Regions from separate parts of the Homo sapiens genome. Here region 1 is linked to region 2. The links are chromatin contacts, found by Hi-C in ENCODE. All regions are on one chromosome and are shown on one strand. The core of a region is the stretch at or near the end of the contact, and the rest is flanking DNA. Distances in the headings are between cores, read along the strand shown.

Region 1 (4,332 bases), core at 1,198-3,697, 790 kb before region 2:
CGGAAATACAGGCATGTGCCACCATGCCCAGCTAGTTTACCTTTTTTTTTTTTTTTTTTTTTTTGAGAGGGAGTCTCGCTCTGTCGCCCAGGCTGGAGTGCAGTGGCACAATCTCAGCTCACTGCAAACTCTGCCTCCCGGCTTCAAGCGATTCTTGTGCCTCAGTCTCCCAAGTAGCTGAGATTACAGGTTCCCGCCACCACGTCCAGCTAATTTTTGTATTTTTAGTAGAGATGGGGTTTCGCCATGTTGGCCAGGCTGGTCTCAAACTCCTGACCTCAAGTGATTGGCCCACCTCGGCCTCCCAAAGTGCTGGGATTACAGGCGTGAGCCACTGCACCTGGCCTTTGTTTGTTTGTTTGTTTTTATTTTAGAGACAGGGTCTTGCTGTGTTGCCCAAGTTGGTGTCAAACTCCTGGCCTCAAGCAGTCCTCCTGCCTCAGCCTCCCAAAGTGCTGAGATTACAGGCATGAGCCGCCACACCCAGCCAGCATATACTATTACTGCCTGAATATGCCGCTACCTCCTGACTCCTGCCTCCTGTCGGCTACTTGAAGCTTATTCTGACTTCCTCAGACTCGGCTGGGTGACTGTCTTCTGTGATCACCATTACAGGACCGGGAATCACTGAATTGTTACTTGCCTGTCTCTCTGACTGCATTGAGCATTCAGAGGTCAGGAACCTAGTCTATTTTTTTTTTCTCTGAATCTTCATCACCTAGCACAATGTCTGTTATAGACGAACAGATCTAAACTGAATCCAGGCCCTCTCCCCCTGATTCCACCCTGTGAACAGCCAGATTCGTTCGTGGGCACAATGGGTTCACTGCTGCCTTCCTGACTTTCCTTTTTCTTTACATCCTCACCTGAAATGCTGTTCTTTCACGTCTCTGTCTCCCTTCATGTCAGTCTCACCTGTTCTTTATGGTCCAGCTCAATAAAAACCCCTACCACTTCCTGAGCCCATGCCATGTGGGCTATATTATCATAGTTCACCTTCAGCAAAACCCCTTTAAGGAAGGCATTATCCCTATTTAACAGGTGAAGAAAATGATGCAAACAGCCCTGAGGTGTTGTTCAGAGTGTGGCAGATGAGACAAGACTTGCACACAAACACCCACAATGCAGGCAACCCGGGTTGCCTCCCTGTCTGCTCTGATCTCCGGTCTTCTTTGGTCCTCTTTTCTGTACTTCTGGAAGGCACTTTGGAGATCCTTTTGTCTGCTGCTCCACTGAGAATTGAGTCAACTAAGAATTGTTTAGGGCAACACAGGTGGTTACTGGTGGAGGCCAAACCTCAAATTCAGTAGTCTAATTCGGATGCTTGACTTTATTCCACACCCAGAATATCTTGCTCAGTTTCAGTTGCAGTAACTCAAGTGATCAGGAACTGTCCAGCAGGGTTAGTGAAGTCAGCACAGGTGGGGCAGCCTCTGTCCACAGCCCTGAAGCTGCAGAATTCTGACCGTGCACGGCCTCGGAGGATTTTCATCCAGGGATTGTCAGGGGGAAGTCGCTGGAGTGTTTTAAGCATGGGAGTGTGTGGAACAGATTTGAATTTTTAAAAGTTCATTGTAGAGAATTAATTGGGGGCTGGAGTGAATGGAGTGACGATTTAAGAGATGTTCGTGGTCCCTTCAGGTGAGAGATGGTGGCAGCTCGGACCGTGTTGCCGGAACATAGACAAGTGAACTGATTGGAGAGATACCTAAGGAAATAAAATTGTTAGGATTTGTCCGTGGACTGCCTACGAAGTATGAATCTTGGCTACAGTGTGACCTTGATTAAGACACTAAAGACTTAATTTGTTCCTCATGGATAAGATGATGCTACTACTTTGAGAGGTTATTAGTAAAAAATGAAAAGCGCTGTACATGCATTAGGTATCAGTGAATGTAGTTCTAATTCCTATTATGCATATGCTTTTTTTTTTTTCGTAAAGAGCTTTTAAAATACGGAATGGGTTGGATCTGCAGTAGCTTGTCCAAGCTGGGGGCTGTATTGTTAAATTCTTTTTAGTCTAGTGCTCCACTAGCTCCTCTCCTACTGAGCTGGGGTAAGAAGCGGAGCGTATACGGAGGAGGCGGGATGCATTTCTGCATCGAGCGCACAAAGGTGTGGCGGAGGGGGCTCCAGAGCTGGGAGGGGTCAATCTACGGGCGAATCCTGGCAATTTTACTCCCCGCGATAGATGACCTCGCGTCCTAGATGAGTTTCTAGATTCTAGAATCTAGAGGACGCGGTGAACAGAGACGAGTGGGGGCAGCTTCGCGAGCGAAGCCGGATGGGGGCGGGGCGGGTAGGCCGGAGGCGCAGAGTCTCCGCCGGGACCGCGACCCCGCCCCGCTTTCCGGGGCTGCCGCTGGTGACGTCGCGAGGGGGTGGGCCCGGCGGCCACGGGGGTGGGGCCGGCCGCGGGGCGGGGCGGGGCGGGACGGGAGGCGGTGCGTCGCTGAGCGCAGGCCGCGGCGGCCGCGGAGTATCCTGGAGCTGCAGACAGTGCGGGCCTGCGCCCAGTCCCGGCTGTCCTCGCCGCGACCCCTCCTCAGCCCTGGGCGCGCGCACGCTGGGGCCCCGCGGGGCTGGCCGCCTAGCGAGCCTGCCGGTCGACCCCAGCCAGCGCAGCGACGGGGCGCTGCCTGGCCCAGGCGCACACGGAAGTGGTGAGTGTCACCGGGGGAGGTGGAGGAGCCGGGGCGGCCGCGGTCGGCAGGCGAGGGGCGCGCAGCCCGGACTGGCCGGAGGCGCGGCCACCGCTCTTGGTCGGTCCTTAGGCTGCGCGGCCCGGGCTGCTCCTGAGCGCAGCTCAGGACCCCGCGGCTCGGGCGGGGAAGGCGGGGATTTCCAGCCCCGCGGAGCCGGCGGGCGGCGAGGAGGTCGCCGGGCGGGGGCCCCCGGCCGGGAGAAGAGCGGTTAAGCCAGGCCGCCCCCTCCCCCAGCGCGCACGGCAAGTTTTCATAAACAAGCCCGGAGCGCGCTGTCTGACATCCTGTTTATACCACCCCGAGATACAGGCGCGGGCTGGAGGGCTGACGTCCCTAGCTCCTTGTACCGCGAACTTGACCGCCAGCTCCCGGCCGGGGTGGCAGCGCAGAAAGGTTTTCTTCTTCGGCCCCAGGAAGGAGGCTGAGGGTCTTAGCTTTTTTCCTTCCTTGCGGTCTCAGCGAGGGAAAGTTTCTGGGATTTGGAGCTGGGTGTTGGGCGTCCGCGAACTCGGGAAACGCCCCCTCCCCTCTTAGGTTCTGTTAGGAACCAGGCCTCAGGTAGCCAGCGAGAAGTGGGAAAGGAGACCCTGGGCGAGAGGACCAGGGAAGGGGAACAGTGGGAGAGAACTACCCGGGGAATTGCGAATCCCACTGGAAAGGGACTGATTAACCGAAACTGGGGCTGGTCTCTGGCTCCCTCACTCCAACTCCATCCGCGCATCGTCGGCGACCGGGAGCATCGGAGGACTAATAGACACTCCTCCAAAGTCACTCCCCAGGGTCCCTGGGATGTGGGCTCCTTGGATGTGTGTTTACCACGGAACTTCTAGATAAAAGATGCGATGTTTGCCAGGTGTTTGTGCACACGTTTTTTGGAGGGTTTGCACTCCATGATTTCCTGTGTGTTCCTGGGGAAGGGGACCCCGTCCTTCCTGCCACTCTTCTTACTACGTGGCTGTGAGCTGCCTTCTGCCCCTGGTTGAGTACATCGCTATACATGTCATTGACACTTTTCCCCCCAAGTCATAGGGTTTTTCTCTCACTGGCAGGAATTTACAGTGGTATAAAATTGTCATTACTTCTTTCAGGGAGTAAAACATGGGTAGTTAAGTGATGAGAATAATGCAGAGAGAGATGTAAATCAGGGCGTGTTTGGTTTTGGCTATTTTTTTATTTTTTGAAGAAAAGATTTGAGTTAAATATGGGTATAGGCACAGTAGATTTTGTTTAAGATGAGCAATTCGTATTGATTGAATCTTTGTTCTTCCCTTTCCAAAACCCCATTATGTGTTGTTTCTTGATTTTGCTTTTGGTGACTCTGATGTTTTCCAAGACCAGGGGATTATTTTCATTGAAGGATCAATGTGTTCTTTTGTACTTTGTGGTGAAGATTAATGGAGACCACCAGGGTTCCAGACATTTCTGGTACAATATGCTTTGTAATGTGGAGAAAATGTCTCCCCTGTATAGATCCAGATCACATTTAAAGATGTGAAGACATCATACTGGAATGACTTTGGACATTATAAATAGGAATAATCATAACCTCTTCTTAATTCTGTATATCATATTAACTAAGTGCTTTGACTGAGTCTTAGTTTCTGCAAATAGATACAAAACTATGTTT
Region 2 (4,419 bases), core at 699-3,198:
ATCCAGGAAGTAAAGTAATGCAAATGATTTAGATCCATTTAAGCCTTAAGTAGTTGCAGAGTGTTTAACTTTCTTCCTGTTAATCTTTCTCTGTTCTCCTGTAGTTGCTAGTTAAAAAAAAAAAATCCTTTAAAAATGACAGGGAATTTGTTTTGGAGCTTGAGGGTGGGTGAGAAGTTGAGTGGCCTGTAGCTGGCTCCTCTGAGATGTGAATGAAGGTGAAGGCAACAAGAACTCGTGTGGAAGAGTGGATGGTAGCAGATGGGTAAAGGAAGCAAGCCAGCCAAACTTCTGGAGGTGGGAAAAGAGGAAGAGGTGGACAGGACCTTGGCATCAGCCCTACACATGGCCTTGGGGCTTCGTGGCTAAGAAGGCCAGCTGCATTCCCCTCCACTGAGGTAAGCAAATTTGTTCTCATATACTTGCCTTTGGAAACAGAACGCCTAATTTTGCTATTTTACAGATGGAGAAAGGGGCTAAAGAAAGTATCAAGAATTTTCAGGAGAGCCGAAAGAGCCACACTTGCAACTCCAAGGCTCTCTGTTTTTCGGCCCCAGCATTCTGTTTGAAACCAGAGAAGCCTGCTGGCCAGCAATCCCAGATTGAAGCCGAATGTCTCTGGAGGCTCAGCCTGAGAGGCCTGCCACCTCACAGAGCTAGGTTAGCCTTCAGTATGTGGTCACTCTATGGAATTATAATTGTTCTTCCTCCCTGTTCAGACACATGAAAGAAAGTAGATTTTACCCCAAAGTGTATCTTGTCCTATCTCACCAATATCCAGTGGGCCATATAGCATATAATCCCAAGTCTTCTCCAAGGAGTCATTTACTAGAGCTACTGAAAACTAAATTTGGGGGGTTTGCTTTGCAAAGAGGCATGGAAAGCATCTAAAATGGCAGAGTCCACAAAATCTTCCCTTCGAACACCTGTGCAGCTGCCAGCAAAGAAGTGCCCAGAAAAAAAATGCTCCTAGCTTGGTTTCAGGGGAACAATTTCCACAGTGATTTGCATTTTTAAGGTGCTCAAGTTACTTGGTACAAATGAATCCTAACTATAGACTCATTTTCAAATTTTACATAAATCCTGAACTAGTTAAAAAATCATAAAAACCCTTAAAGAAGCAGTCAGTAGACTGTACGGTGATGGCAGGAAATTAGCTGTATTGTTGAGGAACAGATGGTTTACATTATACAAACCCTTTAGGCTAAACTTGTTTAGGTCTGGCATATTGTAAATTATATTTTAGTAATGAAAGTGAAATGACCTCTGCTTGACCTCAAGTGGAGTTTGTCTGTTTGAACCAATGTGGTGGAAAACTATGAAAGAAAATGAAGTCATAAAGTTTTGGCAGTTCAATTTTGGCTCATTTCAAGTTAAGGGGTTATAAATCTGTTTAGTTTTTGTTTGACAAGTATTTGTCATACAGGGATGTACAAAATGTAAAGAAGTGTAAAATACACATGAGGCATGGTGCCAAAGTAAACCAAGTACAAAGGAAAACTGGAATGAATAGGGTCCCGGGCTCCTATCTCTTTATCACTCCCTCCATTAGTTGAAGGACAAGATGGCCTCGGTTTATTATATGCTGTAAGGCAATTAAGTACCTTAAAACTGAAACAGGCTTTCAGTTTCAATGTTAACATTTTTACTTCTCAAAGTAAACACACATCTGCCTTTAAAAAATTATATAAAATTATTATATGAAATAAAAGTTGATGCAGAAGTTAATACATTGTTCCAAGATGCTTCTTTCTTTAGAAATTTTTGAAAAGCAACAGTATTAGAGTTTAAATGAACTCTTTACGGAAGGAAAATTAAGGAAAAACATTTTAGATGCGAGTCATTTAGATGTGAGTCAGATGGGAAAATTGTAGTACTTTCTAAACTGCTGATAAGAGAGACCAGGCTGATACTGGTGGCTTTTTTCACCTTAGTCATGACTGCTAAGTGGGGATGTGGGGGAACTTTTAGATCTCTTAACTTTAGATATGAAAGCAATGAACTATGAGTAGCGTTTTTAAAAACTGTAATTACCTTGGTGGCTGTAGATGGATAAAGAGGGCAGACTCAGTGGCTTTATCTCTTTCCATCTTTGGGAAGTTATACCTTAGGTGACAATACATTTGAAATGACTCCTGGTGAAGCAGCCTACTACTAACCTATTTCCTGCTTACTTTAAGGAAGTGATTACCATAGGATATGCGGTGAGGATTTTGCAATAGCTGCCAACATTTGTATGCAACATGAAGCCTGCTCTGTCACTTTTTGCCTTGAACATAATGTCATATAATTGCTCTACTTTTGAGTCTAACTTGAAGTAGACACACAGATGAAAAACAGAGCTACATTAGGGTGCAGGGAATCGAGCCCAGGGTGGTTCTCTGGGACAGAAACGGGGCTTTAACAACAGTAGGTGCTGAAACAGGATCCATATTCATAAGTCAGCTCCAAACCTCCCCCTGTGGTCCCTTTCACTCAAGGCCAGTTAATTCCCCATGTTCTAATGTCCCAAGACTGACTGCTGCCCTTTTTCAAATCTATGCTATTCTTTTGAAGCTGATTCTGGCTGGACACAAGTGTCTACAGAAGAATAGCAGGTTTCACATGGCATTTGTGCTTGCCTCATGATATGGTTTGGCTGTGTCCCCACTCACATCTCATCTTGAATTCCCACATGTTGTGGGAGGGACCTGGTGGGAGGTAATTGAGTCAGGGGGCAGATCTTTCCCATGCTGTTCTTGTGATAGTGACTAAGTCTCATGAGATCTGATGGTTCTATAAGGGGGAGTTTCCCTGCATAAGCTCTCTCTGTGCCTGCTGCCATCCACGTAAGATGTGACTTGCTCCTCCTTGCCTTCCGTCATGATTGTGAGGCGCTCCCAGCCATGTGGAACTGTAAGTCCATTAAGCCTCTTTTTCTTCCCAGTCTCAGGTGTGTCTTTATCAGCAGTGTGAAAATGGACTAATATTGTAAATTGGTACCAGTAGAGTGGGGTGCTGCTGAAAAGATACCCGAAAATGTGGAAGTGACTTTGGAACTGGGTAACAGGCAGAGGTTGGAACAGTTTGGAGGGCTTAGAAGAAGACAGGAAAATGTGGGAAAGTTTGGAACTCCCTGGAGACTTGTTGAATGGCTTTGACCAAAATGCTGATAATGATAAGGACAATGAAATCCAGACTTAGGTGGTCTCAGATGGAGATGAGGAACTTGTTGGGAACTGAAGCAGAGGTGACTCTTGTTATGTTTTAGCAAAGAGACTGGCGGCATTTTTCCCCTGCCCTAGAGATTTGTGGAACTTTGAACTTGAGAGAGATGATTTAGGGTATTTGGCGGAAGAAATTTCTAAGCAGCAAAGCATTCAAGAGGTGATTTGGGTGCTGTTAAAGGCATTCAGTTTTAAAAGGAAAACAGAACAAAAGCTTGGAATATTTGCAGCCTGACAATGCAATAGAAAATAAAATCCCATTTTTTGAGGAGAAATTCAAGCTGGCTGCAGAAATTTGCATAAGTAATGAGAAGCCAAATGTTAATCACCAAGATAATGGGGAAAATGTCTCCAAGGCATGTCAGAGGTCTTCACGGCAGCCCCTCCCATCACCCAGAGGTTTAGGAGGAGAAAATGGTTTTGTGGGCTGGGACCAGGGTCCCTCTGCTGTGTGCAGTCTAGGTACTTAGTGCCCTGTGTCCCAGCCACTCCAGCTATGACTAAAAGGGGTCAAGGTACAGCTCGTGCTGTGGCTTCAGAGGTTGGAGGTCCCAAGGCTTGGCAGCTTCCATGTGGTGTTGAGCCTGCAGGTGCACAGAAGTCAAGAATTGAGGTTTGGGAATCTCCACCTAGATTTCAGAGGATGTATGGAAATGCCTGGATGCCCAGGCAGAAGTTTGCTGCAGGGGTGAGGCCCTCATGGAGAACCTCTGCTAGGGCAGTGTAGAAGGGAAATGTGGGGTTGGAGCCTCCATAACAAGTCCCTAATGGGGCACTGCCTAGTGGACCTGTGAGAAGAGAGCCACTGTCCTCCAGACCCCAGAATGGTAGACCCACCAACAGCTTGCACTGTGAGTCTGGAAAAGTCCCAGACACTCAATGCCAGCCCATGAAAGCAGCCAGGAGGGGTACTCTACCCTGCAAAGGTGCAGAGGTGTCTGATGCACTGCTTGCATCAGAGTCACCTGGATGTGAGACATGGAGTCAAAGGAGATCATTTTGGAGCCTTAAGATTTGACTGCCCTGCTGGATTTTGGACTTGCATGGGGCCTGTAGCCCCTTTGTTTTTTGGCCAATTTCTCCCATTTGGAATGGCTGTATTTACCCAATGCCTGTACCCCCACTGTATCTGGGAAGTAACTAACTTGCTTTTGATTTTACAGGCTCATAGGCAGAAGGGACTTGCGTTGTCTTGGATGAGACTTTGGACTGT

Evidence for each region. A loop is a pair of places that touch in the nucleus more often than their neighbours do. Pooled maps may share reads with other maps.
Region 1: a loop to region 2 is called in a map with no recorded cell type, with 7 times the contacts of the local background. The contact joins the promoter of JAK1 here to the enhancer-like site in region 2. A Hi-C loop is called at or near these places in 3 of 37 single-sample maps with no recorded cell type and 2 of 50 pooled maps.

What each region holds. Positions count from the first base shown.
Region 1 is chr1:64,964,664-64,968,995 of GRCh38, reverse strand. JAK1 (Janus kinase 1) reads left to right here and starts at 2,447. Exons shown (of 25, transcript NM_002227.4): 1 at 2,447-2,663. RefSeq lists a silencer at 2,223-3,102.
Region 2 is chr1:64,169,685-64,174,103 of GRCh38, reverse strand. The region is part of intron 8 of ROR1 (receptor tyrosine kinase like orphan receptor 1); the gene reads right to left. Among named protein-coding and RNA genes, the nearest start is that of UBE2U, 32 kb to the left of the region's middle. Within about 2 kb of position 1,948, at least 8 of the 41 ENCODE cell types and tissues checked have a DNase peak (open chromatin) inside an H3K27ac peak, as active enhancers do.